Linked DNA regions of Homo sapiens: regions 2 and 3 are each linked to region 1. Evidence: chromatin contacts called from ENCODE Hi-C or POLR2A ChIA-PET data. All regions are on one chromosome and are shown on one strand. Each heading gives the region's core, a stretch centred on a gene start or an enhancer-like site at or near the end of the contact. The rest is flanking DNA. Distances are from core to core; before and after follow the strand shown. Region 1 holds the start of F11R (F11 receptor). Region 2 holds the start of B4GALT3 (beta-1,4-galactosyltransferase 3). Region 3 holds the start of NDUFS2 (NADH:ubiquinone oxidoreductase core subunit S2).

Region 1 (4,440 bases), core at 1,907-4,406:
GCATTCCAACCCAGGTTTCCCTCTCTCCCCTGTGGTTACACTGTAAGTTGACCTATCCACACTCACCTCTACTGTGTCTCTCCCTACCTGGTAGACAGCTGAACCTTTTCTAAGGGACAGGTTCCCTAGGGAAAGGGAGGCTAGTACTCTGGGTCATCAGTTTTACTTTTCCCAAGTCCAGCTCTCCCAGTGTCTACCCTCTGGATCTCTGCCCCACAGGGTCAGGGTTTCCCCTCCATTAGGTTCCCCAAGCTGGGGCCAGGCCTTTGCCTGACTTGTCAGTCCTATCTTGCCTTTTCTACTTCCTCCCTGACAGCAGAGCCCACAATGAAGAACAGGGAGAACATATGGGCAACCTATCCACGCCTCTCAGGGACAGTGGACAAGCTAGACACCCAAGAAAAAGCTCCTGCTTTTTGATTTCTGACTCTAGCCATTTGGGATCTCCCTGCTTCCTTTTTTACCTACTCAGCTAGGGACAGCATTCTGGCATTCTTCCATCCTCACAAAATCCACAGGGGATAACAGCTGCCCAAAAATAATCCCTTCATGTATATGTAATGTAACTATTATGCTGGTTGATCCTCCTGACAAAGGTGGGACAAGTATTACTGCTATTTTACAGATGAAAAGACTGAGCTACTGCCTAAGATCACAAACAAGGCAGAGAGAAAGCCAAGCTAGAATGCAGGTATGGTGGCCCAGCTCCCATTTCCATCCTCATTTGCACTAACCAAATCACTCCCCTCCCCCAACCCAACCCCAGATCTAGCCTGATTTAAAAGTTACAAGGTCAGTTCCTCCATCCCCTGGACAAGTCACTTCCCAGGACCCACTGTCCTAACAGGCTAATGCGACATCATCTCAGGTTCCCTCTGCACTACTGTGGCTTGGTTCCCTGAAGACACCTCCAAGCTCAAAATGGTGTTATCATGACCTTCCAGTGCCAGTATATGATTATTTTAGGATTATCATAAATAATATAGGAAATTAGAGGGAGAAAAAAGAAAGGAAGCAGTGGCAAAGGATAGGGAGTAAGCAGCTCCAGGAAGCTTTTAAGCCTGACAAATACTGTCACAGACAAACACTGTTACAAATACAGTCACTCACACAGAAGAAACTTCTGGGCTTAGGGGAAAAATACTGGCACAGTACAAAGGTTGGAAAAACCTTTAGTACCAGAACCACATAACCAAAAATTGACTATGGGTGTCACTAGCAGTTCTAAAATACAGGCAGAAGTAAAATAGGCAAGGGGTAGGGAAAAAAGGGAAATTAAAGAAAAGGGAACTCAAAGAGTAGAAAAAAAGGAAGACATGGCCAGCCGCGGTGGCTCACACCTGTAATCCCAGCACGTTGGGAGGCCGAGGCGGGTGGATCACCTGAGAGCAGGAATTCAAGACCAGCCCGACCAACATGGTGAAACCCCATCTCTACTAAAAACAAAAAATTAGCCGGGCGTGATGGTGCATGCCTGTAATTCCAGCTACTCGGGAGGCTGAGGCAGGAGAATCGCTTAAACCCGGAAGGCGGAGGTTGCGGTGGGCCAAGATGGCACCATTGCACTCGAGCCTGGGCAACAAGCGAAACTCTAACTCAAAAAAAAAAAAAAAAAAAGAGGGAGACATGAATGAAGAAGCTAGTGGGAAAGTAAGTTTAAAGGTAAGTAAGACAGTAGATTCTGAAGCAGTATCCCAAACAGTTCTTGTGCTATAGGGTGCCTGAGATGCTGGATCAAAGAATGGAAAAAGGAAAAGCAAGTCAAGAGGGTTTGGTTCCATTCCCAGGTTCCACCCCTAACTCTATTGTCATTGAAGTCATTTCCCCTTTTGGACTTGTTTCCTTATCAGTAAAATAGAAAGAGGATGATATATGCCTCTGGTCCAATCTCTCCCAAGGGTTTATGTTGTGATAAGGTAGAAATGAGCAGTCAATCCATCTAAGGGCAGGGAATCTACATACACCAAACTGATTGTAATCATTCATTTAACACTTTCTAAAACAAGAACCTTGGGGGTGGGGGGAGACTCATGTAGAACACATACTGACACAACTACTCACACAACGACACGCACACTCAAGAATCAGATAAACACACAGGTACTGCCACAGGTTGACTAACGCACAAACCAACCGACTAAACGCTCAGCCCCACACAAACACATCTAGAGACAGAGGCATGCCCTAGCAAGTGAGCCTCATTGTTCCTCAGGAAAGGGAGTTTACAAAGGAAACAAAAACTCTCATACACAGCCAGAGGGAGGGCAGAGCTCTGGCTCTGATGAGAATCCAGCCAACCAACAGATACACTCTCCCCCTGGGAAGAGTCACTCAATCAACAACACGTATTAAGGACTCCTGAGGTAGTTATTCCATAAAGGAACTTCGCTGGAACCTCTGCTGCGCTTAGAGAAATTTCAGGTTTCTATTGCATTTCCTCTTTAGACTGTGCACCCAGACATTTTCCCAGAGCAACCGCCGCAATTCAAAGATTCAGAAGAGCCAGAGACTCCTTCAGCAAAAGCTAGGGGAAGAGACTTCCACCCCAGACCACCTCCATTTGATTTTCTTCGAAGACCGTTAAAGGAGCCAAGGCTCCCGGCTGCGCAGCGGGGTTCGTGGATGCTGGGTGGCCGTTGGAGGGGCAGGCTGGCCCTTCCCAGGTGCGTGTGGAGCGCGCGCTGGGTAGATGAGTGTGGAAGGGTCCTTGGCCCGACGGCCCTCTCCAGTGAGGACGAGGAGTGTACCTCTGGTGTGTGCAGATGGGTCAGCTCCCTCCTGGTGGCCGTGAGGGGTGCGGTCACAACTCACCAGTGTGGGGGAGGGGAGCCAGCCACTCACCCAGCTGTGAGAGTGGTGAAAGAGGGACCAGCCAGGGGTGGAAAAGATAATTCGCAGAACGATATAGGAAGGTTTCTGAGCTCCTCCCCTCCCGCGGGCTAGGGGCGTGGGGAGAGCCTTCCTCCAACCTCTGACCCGACCAACCGATTCCTCCCGAAACTCTGGGAACTTACACAACAGGATCGCCAATATGAAGAGGCACAACAGTTTCCTCTCGACTTGCGCCTTTGTCCCCATCGCGATCAGGCTCCCGACACAACAGCCGCCGAAGGACTCCTGGGAACAGACACAGCTCCGCGACTACAGCGAGGGGACTGAGAGCCAGCCGCCAGGTGGAACCCCGCCCGGCCCCGCCCTCCGCGCCTGATTGGCCAGCTCCCCACCCCTGCACGTTCCGATTGGTGTAAGGAACCGCTGCTCTTCAGAACGAGTCACCTCGGCCAGGTGTTACCCCGCCGCCACTCCCCGCCTCGGCGCACTGGCGCCTTTCCCCACAGGAGCTGCCTCAGATTGGCCCAGGAGACTGTCGCGTCAGGAGACGAATTCCGCACCTTCAGCAGGTGACGGCCCCCTGATTGGTTGGTGTTCCCGAAGTAGCGACTTCCTGACTGGCTGGGTTCTCAGTTGGAGCTAGAGGGCTGAGAAGTACCTCTAAGGAGGAAGTAGGAAAGGCAGTCGTGGTGTGGGATTTACGGAGACCGGCTTGGCTTGGGGTTTTGTGTTTGTTTGAATGTAAGTTGCTTGGTGCAACTGCACCTGCAGTTTGGTCCTGCAGAAACTTTGGTCCTGCCTCTTGGCAAGTAAAAAACAAATATTAATATGGGAGGGTAGGGGAGAAGACCCGGAGAGAAATGGAATGTTACTTTGGCACCACCTCCAAACTGTTCCTCTGTCCACCCCACCGGCTTTGAGAGATGAGCTACGCTGGGAGGAAGAAAGGGGAAAAAAAAGGGAAAGGGAGCACTCAACTGGAAAATGGGAGCCTGGGCAGTATAGTCCCAGCTACTTGGGAGGCTGAGGTGGGAGGATGGCTTGAGCCCGGAGGCGGAGGTTGCAGTGAGCCTAGATCGCGCCACTGAACTACAGCCTGGGCGACAGAGCCAGACCCTGTCTCAAAAAACAAACAACAACAACAAAAATTTAAAAACCCACAACAACACAACTTGGGAAGAGCAGAATTACGTTATCTCAAGAAGAAAGTTAAACAGATGTACACAAAACACACCCAGATGATACAAACTGAGCTGAACATGCTCTAGAAACATCTCTGGGTGACTGGATATGTCCTTTACACATATTTGATCTGTGAACAGGTCCCTACATTTCAGAATTGTTTGTTTTCTCACTGTGACTAATAGTTGTGTGCTGACTAAGCCACCTTTTTTCTATAGACAATGTTGATACTCAAACTTTCTGTTAATATTTATATTGCTACATCATTTTTAATTGAAATTCATGCTCAACACCTTTGCTAGTTGTAGTTTCTATTTTACGATGATTTAATTTTAACTGTACTAAGCATATGCAGACTGTGGGGAAAAAACTTCCTTAGCATTACCTCATTGCAAGGGAAAAGACCACATTTTTATCCAAAAGAAT
Region 2 (4,522 bases), core at 391-2,890, 160 kb after region 1:
GGGGCCCCAGGCAGGTGACTGAGGTTACTGTAGACATCACGAGGGTGAGAATAGTCAAATGTCGGTCCCTGATCTCGGCCAAATAGGGCACTGAGACTTCGGAAGCCCCCCAGTGACAGGTACATCATGACAGCCAGCTGGGAGCCCACAAGCAGGGCCAGCGTGCAAGGCCGCTCCAGCAGCCTCCGCAACATCCTGGGGGTGAGATCTAGGGAGGGAGAGGGGAATTCTGGGGGTAGGCAGGAAGAGAGCAAGCCAGCAGAGAGGTCAGTAGGTAGGGTTGAAGGTGATGCCAGGGGTAAAGAGGAAAAAGCAGAAAACAAAGTCACAGAAGGGAGCACACAGGTGCACAGTCACGCAAGGAAACAGAATGTAACCACCAGTAACCCTACCACCTGTCACTTCAGCCCAAGTTTCGCTCTCCTCTACCTCCCCCCAAACCACTCCCACCATCTACTGTCAGTCCTCACCCCCAAAAATGTTTACATCATTCAAATCTCATGTTCATTTCAGAAAGTCTCTAGAGAACCCCCTCTTCCAATTTTAGAAGGGAAGAGATAGACTCACCTAGGTTCAAGCTGTCTTCTTAGGGATCATGGGGGCTCCAGGGGGTCCCGGGGGGACAGAGATGTGAGGCATTATCTAAAATTGGAAATGTCACAGAGGGCAGAGAAAGGCTCCATCCAGCACTCCAGCAGCGAATCTGGGACCAGCTGGAACAGAAGTGGTAAAGGATAACTAGCTACCTGCACCGCCAGAGATCAGGATCAGGGTGAAGCTGGTTTCCCAGCAGGCGAAGTGAAGGAAAGTGGTTGGAAAGGAAGAGGAGGAGCAGGAGATGGTAGGTCCCTCGCCTATCTCCCGTGCTACCCTGGAATGATAAGTGTCAGGTTCATACTTAACCACCCCCGTACCCCCACCCCAACAGGACAGATTGGGGAGTGGGGACAGGACAGCTAATGGAAACATTGTTTTCCCCCAGACCAAGAACCAGTTGAAGTGGCGACAGAGTCATGACAGGACCGTGGAGTGGCCTAAGGAGTACCCAGGGCGAAGTAGGAAACAGGCTCCTTCTATTCTTCATGTGCCTGGGTGCCAACTCCTCAGGTGCAGGGACCGTGACCACCTGGGGGCTGTAAGCGAACAGCCCCGGAGCTCGGCGGAGAGTAGGGTGGGGGTGGCGTCCTCTACCTTTTCTACCTTTCCCCTCTTCTAGCGGGGGTGGGGAGGAGGGTTACTGCTGAAGAGAAAGGGAGAGGGAGAGCAGGGGCAGAGACAGTCAGGGGTGGCTGGAAGGGCTCACCTAGAGGGGCGTGGTCCGCGCTGTGGAGGGGGTTAAAACCCAGCTCTTTCGGAGCACGCCCATCCTATCCCAGTCTCTTGCTTTTGCCCTACCTACTAGCAACGTGAGCCCGCCCGGCCCCCGTCCATACTTCCACCTAGGACCCCGTCCCTGCTCAGGCTCGTCTCCAGGCGTTACCCAAAACTTCTCACTCTCTCGAATGCCCAAACCTTTATCCCAGGCCTCCGTGTCGACGCATTCCCAGCGCACATACCTGGTCTTTTGCTGCCTGTCGTCACCGCCACCCCAACAGCCGGGCAGGCATCGCTGCCGCCATCTTGGAAGCGGGCGCTGCGGGGGCGGGGTCTCGCGTCATGGGGCGGGGCCTCGGGGCGGAGCCACCCGGGCTGACTAGGCACCCGGTCCCAGACACCGCGTGGCCGGGGGCTTGTGAGGGAGCAGCGCCTGAGCCTGCCCACCTGGAACGCGTTGTAGGCGACCCCCTGGGGAGCGGGTGCTAGGGTTCAACTCCACTACGCAGACTGCTAGTGGGATTTCATTTCCTGCCCCTCAGATTTGTAAAAGCAGAAGCTCAAGCCCTTCATTTTCCTCTGGGCCGAGACTGATCAGGAGGCTAGTGAGCCGGTTTCTGGTGCTCCGCTGACCTCGTTATCACCTTGTGGTTGGCTGAGCCCTCTCCCAGTGTGTCAGTGGCACCCCCTGCAGCCTAGTGCCACTTAGTATCAATTGTTCCTTACGCAGGCTACAGCGTTGCGGACCGCTCTAGCGCATTTTTGTATTCCCGTTGTATCCCGCAGGCCTGGAAATAAAAAGCGATTAGTTAATAAAACAATGAAACATTGAAGGTGGAGGGAAAGACAGCGTCTTCTTTAAAGTCAAATGATGTTTCCCCAGATATTAGAGTAAAATGGATGCTCCGTTAACATGCAATATGTTTACCTTACGACAAACACTACCGCCTAGCATATTGTGTTCCTTAGAAGCAGATATTCACGCTGAAGAAGCAATCAGAGACTTGAATAACTCACAGAATCTGCCCCAAAAAGCCCATGGTCTTGTGTATCTTGTATGGAGGGAGGGATGTAAACAATATAACGTGATAAATATGCTGGCCTAGAAGTGGCAACTCATTCATACGTGGAGATTCTAGAAAGGCTTCCCAGAAGTGATGGCTAATGGGAAACCTGAAGGACTTGTCTATAGCATATCCTTCTGCTTTAAAGATTCTGTTTTCATGGGAGTTATTTTACAATTCATGTAGGTAACTGATCTGTATGCAAATTCTATCCTGTCTGGTAGAGGTTCAATTAACCTGCTGTTCCCCACACTGTGGGGAAAAAAAGCAGTTTTGGCGTCCATTTTCATATTCATTTCTGTTTTCCTGATCCATAAATATGTCCGTTCTCTAGATTTTCTCTTGTATTAATTATAACATCTGCTAGTTTCTTCATGAGTTAGGTAAAATAAACACGTGTTCATTCTTTTCTTAATTTCTTTTTTCTTTACTTTTTTTTTTTTTTTTTGAGAGGGAGTCTCCCTCCTGTTGCCCAGGCTGGAGTGCAATGGCGCTATCTCGGCTCACCGCGACCTCTGCCTCAGCCTTCCTCAGTAGCTGGGATTACAGGCATGCGCCACCACACCCGGCTAATTTTGTATGTTTAGTAGAGACAGGGTTTCTCTGTGTTGGTCAGGCTGGTCTGGAACTCCCGACCTCAGGTGATCCACCCGCCTCGGCCTCCCAAAGTGCTGGGATTACAGGTGTGAGCCACCACGCCCGGCCTTTTTGTTTACTTTTTTTTTTTTAATTTAAAAATTTGTGACAGGGTCTCACTCTGTCACCCAGGCTGGAGTGCAGTGGCAAGATCACAGCTCACTGCAGCCTCAACCTCCTAGGCTCAAGGGATCCTCCCACCTCAGACCCGTGAGTAGCTGAGTAGCTGGGACAACAGCACATCCAGCTAATTGTATTTTTTGAAGACACAGAGTTTTACCATGTTGTCCAGGTTGGTCTCCAACTCCTGGGCTCAAACTATCTGCCCACCTTGGCTTCCCAAAGCGCTGGGATTACAGGCGTCAGCCACAGCATCAGGCCTCTTAATTTTATTTCTCTTTTTCCTTCCTTCCTTCCTTCCTTCCTTCCTTCCTTCCTTCCTTCCTTCCTTCCTTCCCTTCTTCCTCCCTCCCTCCCTTCGTCCCTTCCCTTCCCTTCCTTCTTTTTTTTCCTTTCCTTTCCTTTTTTTTTTTCCCAAATACCCAGTCTTCAAGGAGAATTTTTTTTTTTTTGAGTCGGAGTCTTGCTTTGTCACCCAAGCTAGAGTGCAGTGGTGCGATCTGAGCTCACTGCAACCTCCGCCTCCCGGATTCAAGCGATTCTCCTGCCTCAGCCTACCGAGTAGTTGGGATTACAGGCTCCCGCCACCAAACCCGGCTAATTTTTGTATTTTAGTGGAGACGGGATTTCACCATCTTGGCCAGGCTGGTCTTGAACTCCTGACCTCATGATCCACCTACCTTAGCCTCCCAAAGTGCTGGGATTATAGGCATGAGCCACTGCACCCGGCCTATGTGTTCATTTTTATGTTGGTATTGACAAAGACCATCTCCTTAACCAGACTTTCAACAGGCTCCTCTAAGGCCTCTTTTTGGCTAGGTCTTGTCCTTATGCGCTGTCTTGGGCCTGCCTAGCCAGTTATAGCAAGAATCCTGCCAAGTCAGTTTAGGGATAATTCCCTGCCCGCTTCTCCACCCTTGATAGCTGATCTATCTGATCACCCTCACCTGCCTTCAGGAAAGATCCTGTTAGGTCAGTTTAGCAAGAATCCTCCTAGCCTTAATGTAATTTTCCTTCCATCCACTGACTCTGATTCTGCTCATTGACTATTGCAATAGTCTTCCTTACTGTTTTAACAAGTGTCAGAATAATTTTTTCTTCAACAGTTTAAGGGTCATAATTTTACCTTCTTCTGAAAATTACCTTTTTTTTTTTTTTTTGAGACAGAGTTTTGCTCTTGTTGCCCAGGCTGGAGTGCAATGGCACCATCTTGGCTCACCGCAACCTCCGCCTCCTGGGTTCAGCCAATTCTCCTGCCTCAGCCTCCCGAGTAGCTGGGATTACAGGCATGCGCCACCACACCCAGCTAGAAAATTAACTTTTAACAGATGAATAGTGTTCCAAGCAGAGGAAACCATAAGTGCAAAATTCTGGAAATGAGGAAGAAA
Region 3 (4,350 bases), core at 1,839-4,338, 180 kb after region 1:
CCCTCAGCTGTCTCTTTCCCTTTTTGGTGGGACAGAGCCCCAGGAGAGGCAGAGAGTGAGGGAAAGGGCCTGGCCGGCATGCACAGATAGGATCACGGTCCTGGGAGAATTCCTGCTCTTATAGTCTAACCTACCATGGCTTCTCTTTTCTCAAGGCTCCCTCATGCTGCCCTTTGGCCCTAGTGGCTGGTTTCCAGGGCTGAGGGGACTGAGTGAGCTGCCTGAGAAAAGAGGGTAGGGAACAGGTAAGGAGGCATCAAGAGGGAAGAACAAATAAAAGAGGTAGCTTGACATGGCTCAGGATAGAACTGAGCAGCTGGGAAGAGTAAAAAAGGCAGAACATTGGGGGAGGCAAGGAGACAGTGATCAGGGAGTTGACTGCCCAAAGGTAGGATGATCCTGCTTGGAATGAACATAACAGAGGCGGCAGATGACAAGGCAGGAGGGGTTAACGACTTTTCCTTTTATAGAAGGCGGATCCAGGGTGGCACCTCCTCTTTTCTAACGTCCCTTCTCTCCCTCAGGATCCCCCTTCCTGAGTTACCACTACCCACCCCCTCCAAAGCCCAGAACAGCCATTCCGCCTCCATTTCCCCCCAGGGTTCCCCCTCCCCACTTCCTGACTCCCCATTTCCCTGGCCCAGCTCCCAGTAGCTTCCCCCAGGCTTTTGGCCCTGCTCCTACCCACTCCCAACTGCCCTAAACCCTCCCCCAGCCTCAAGTCAGCCAGCCCCCAGCATAGGCAAGACTTGCTCTCAGGAACCCAGATTCACCCAGTATCAATCTGGGAGAATCCCCACCTGGCTCCCACCATCCACCCCACCTTGCTCTGAGAACCCAGTGGTTCCTGGAATATCTAGTCATCTTTTCTTTTTAATTCTCCCTGGGGCAGGGAGAGGGTGGAGACAGCATTGTGCATATAGGGAAATTAGGGTACTGGGAGAAATCCATTGCCTGGGGTGGGGAAAGTGGCTGGGGAGGAAGAGGTGGTGTTAGGGAAAGGAAGCAAATTATTCCTTTGGCTTTGGATAGGAGGGAACTCGGAAAAGAGGTCTTGGGTATGAACTCTCAAGGCAAGGAAGGGTTCAGAAGTAGGGGCAATTTCTGCTCACCCCATCCTCTGGCTGCTTGTTTCCCCAGGAAATCCCCAGGAAGGAGAGTGCAGTCAGCAGTCTCTTTCCTTTCCCAGAAGTGGACCACCTCCTCTTGCCTCTATTCCCCTATTCACTCTGCTTTGTCACCTCCTGTCCCCCGCATATCATATCCGTCAGAATACTTCCTTTCCCCCTCCCTTCCTGCTCAGGTCGGTAATACCTGCCCTGGTGCCTATCACTTCCTGGATCACCCACCCCCTTGTGACTGCCAGACCCACCTCTTGACCCACCACTTGCCTGACCCTGGTTCTAAGCCAACGGGGCTGGGACTAGAGGAGTCGGACAAAGGGTGGGAGACCAGAAGGGGCAGGGGCAAGAGGAGCTATCACCAGAGAACTCTACTGCCCCTTTCCACTCCCCTATTTGAGATGAGGACAAAGGGGGTGACTAAGCAATGAAAGACAAAGGGCTTTAGAGTGGCTGCAGCAGTGTGTGTGGGGGTGTTGGCAGCAGGGAGAAGGCACAAAAGCTGCAGTGTCCTAGGCAGCCCCTCAGGAGCCCCCCACCCCAGTCCCAGCTCAAGCTGCCTCCAGGGCCAAGCAGCCCAAAGTCTATCCTGACTTCTCCCAGGCTGGATCAAGGCAAATAAATGCAGTCCTTCCCATCCCCCACCACCATGGCCACATTTGCTGTGTTTCAACAATAGAAAGAAGGCCCAGGGAAAGAGCAAGGAATGAGGACAACAGAGGGACCAAACCTCTGCCCTGGCTCTGTGGCAGCTGCCTTGTCTAGCCCAGGTCCTGGTCAGTTCCCACAGCTAAGGATCTGGCCCCACCCTTTGGTACAGTTCCCATTAGGTCAATTCCCAGGCCAGAAGTCTGGCTTTCCCCTCTTTCTCTGCAGTGAAGAATTCCACCATCTCTGCTTCCTGGTCTGTCTGCCTCACCCTGCTGCGCTGCTGGTGGGCTGTGTCCCTGGGATCCTGTCTAGGGGATATCTGGGGAAGGCCTCTTTCCAGGCTCAGAGTTGGAGAGTTGTACAAACTCTACGGGTGGGTGGCCCAGCTGGAGTTGGGCTTAGAGGCAGAGGGAGAAAACAGGAACTAGCCTCTAAGGCTGGAAGAATCTTTGTCCATACAGAATTGTGATCAGACTCCTGGTGCTACTACATTTCCGTGCTGTTGGCCATTACCCAGGAGGGCTATAGCAGGGTCAGAAAGACGTTAGGGAAAAGAGGCTGACGCAAGACGGAAGTGGGGTGTGAGGCATCTCTAAGGGCGCTTCCTGGGTCTGTGATTCTGTAGGTTCGGGAAGCCTGGAGGATGTCAGGGTCACCCACAGAGGACCTCCACTCCCCCATCTGGGATGAGGTGGCTCCTACACACCCCGACACTCCCCTCCGCACCACCAATGCCGGCGGCCTTGGCATCCTATTCTTTTTTGTTTTGGTTTGGCGGGAGCTCTCAGACCCGCCCAGCCCCACTTAGGCTCCTTTCTCCAATCTCAATTTATGACATCTGGAAATTAGCTGGCTTTCCCAACTCCTGTCTTTTGGATTCAGTGATGGGAAAGTAATTGGCAAAGCCTGGGGCTACCCTATAAGGGCAGGGCTCAGATACAATCCGAGAGCAGGACTAAAGCATGAGGGCGGCCAAGGCGGAAGGGAGTAGGGAAGGAAGCGCCGCGCGTTTCCAAGATACGCAGGCGGGCTCGGCGAGAGAGCACGAAGTATCTGCCCCACGCAGGAACGGCAATTTTCCCTTGCTCGCTCCTAGAAAAGCCAGCCAGGAGCTGTGGGAGGAAACGCCCTCAGTAAAGATGACCGCGGTCACTGTTATCTAAACGCAAGTGAAGCCGAGTCACAGGACCCGGATGTTGTCAGTTCGACGGTAAACGACCCTGCCAGCTTCCAAGAGGGCGGCTTCACTGTGCGAATAGGTGAGAAGCCAAGAAGGAGGCGCGCTGGAGTTACTTCCGCCCGGTTCTCCTTCCCGCAGTCTGCAGCCGGAGTAAGATGGCGGCGCTGAGGGCTTTGTGCGGCTTCCGGGGCGTCGCGGCCCAGGTGCTGCGGCCTGGGGCTGGAGTCCGATTGCCGATTCAGCCCAGCAGGTGAGATCGAGGGCAGCTCTCGACACACTTTCTCCAAGGCTAGGGTTTCTCAGGTTGGGGACGCTTTACTCCCCCAGAAAATAATAACCCAAGCCTGTGACCCCATTGTCCATCCCTGATTTCTTGGGCTACGGGATGCAGTGGCGCCCACTCTGGCGAGGGAGGGGAGAGGGTCTAGAGTTCGTTCGTGCCGAGGTGAAATCAGCGGAGTGGGAGACTCTGCTTTTTAGCTTCAGTAATTTGAATGCACCTCTCCTGTCATACCTGAGTAGAGCTCAGCCAAAGAGCCAGAATGCTCGCTGTCTCTCTGTCGTTGACCTTGAACAAACACTTTTCTCACGTTCATATTCACCTGGTTGATAATATCAATATGATGAAAATATGAAGAAGCTAGGATCCCAACCTTGCATGCCCAGGGGTGATGGGTGGAGTTATTCCAGGAATAATTTGTTAGTAGGAATGGAACCTCTAGAGTTCCAGCTTGTTTTGCCGAAGCTACATTAACTTCAGATCAGTGACTTGGCATTAAAAAATCCAGGACATTGGCTGGGCGCGGTGGCTCACACCTGTAATCCCAGCACTTTGGGAGGCCTAGGCGGGCAGATCATCTGAGGTCGGGAGTTCGAGACCATCCTGACCAAAATGGAGAAACCCCCGTCTTTAAAAAAATACAAAATTAGCCGGGTTTGGTGGCGCATGCCTGTAATCTCAGCTACTTGGGAGGCTGAAGCAGGAGAATCACTTGAACCCGGGAGGCGGAGGTTTCAGTGAGTCGAAATCACACCATTGCCCTCCAGTATGGGCAACAAGAGTGAAACCCAGTCTCAAAAAAAACAAAAAACAAAACAAAACAAAAAAACAGGTCATCCTTCCTGGGTCCCCTTGAGAGTGAATGGGAACACAGGAACCAAACACTGTTCAGGCCCTTTGTCTAGGATCTGTCTTTGACTCCCCAGAGGTGTTCGGCAGTGGCAGCCAGATGTGGAATGGGCACAGCAGTTTGGGGGAGCTGTTATGTACCCAAGCAAAGAAACAGCCCACTGGAAGCCTCCACCTTGGAATGGTGAGTGACCAGAGTTGCTGTCCCAACCCACACCCATCCCTGCCCCCAGCTGATTTCCTTTTCTTTTTTTGAGACAGGGTTTCCC

The links. Hi-C counts contacts between places; a loop is a spot of excess contacts on that map. ChIA-PET counts read pairs that join two places held with the same protein, here RNA polymerase II (POLR2A). Pooled maps may share reads with other maps.
Region 2: a pooled map shows a loop between it and region 1 (3-fold over the local background). The contact joins the promoter of B4GALT3 here to the promoter of F11R in region 1. A Hi-C loop is called at or near these places in 7 of 50 pooled maps. POLR2A ChIA-PET finds 5 or more read pairs at or near these places in 18 of 52 experiments (A673, B cell, BJ and 14 more).
Region 3: a pooled map shows a loop between it and region 1 (4-fold over the local background). The contact joins the promoter of NDUFS2 here to the promoter of F11R in region 1. A Hi-C loop is called at or near these places in 7 of 50 pooled maps. POLR2A ChIA-PET finds 5 or more read pairs at or near these places in 7 of 52 experiments (CD4-positive, alpha-beta T cell, MCF 10A, PC-3 and 3 more).

Annotation. Positions count from the first base shown.
Region 1 is chr1:161,017,996-161,022,435 of GRCh38, forward strand. F11R (F11 receptor) reads right to left here and starts at 3,157. Exons shown (of 10, transcript NM_016946.6): 1 at 3,015-3,157. The coding sequence starts at 3,078. RefSeq lists enhancers at 2,398-2,527, 2,538-2,587, 2,888-3,137, 3,290-3,887.
Region 2 is chr1:161,175,867-161,180,388 of GRCh38, forward strand. B4GALT3 (beta-1,4-galactosyltransferase 3) reads right to left here and starts at 1,641. Exons shown (of 8, transcript NM_003779.4): 1 at 1,557-1,641; 2 at 568-713; 3 at 1-208. The coding sequence starts at 194. It also overlaps a transcript of PPOX not described here. RefSeq lists silencers at 412-461, 1,301-1,350, 1,561-1,730 and enhancers at 1,329-1,828, 2,967-3,468.
Region 3 is chr1:161,199,279-161,203,628 of GRCh38, forward strand. NDUFS2 (NADH:ubiquinone oxidoreductase core subunit S2) reads left to right here and starts at 3,089. Exons shown (of 14, transcript NM_001377299.1): 1 at 3,089-3,202; 2 at 4,159-4,265. The coding sequence starts at 3,108. RefSeq lists enhancers at 1,041-1,762, 3,027-3,356.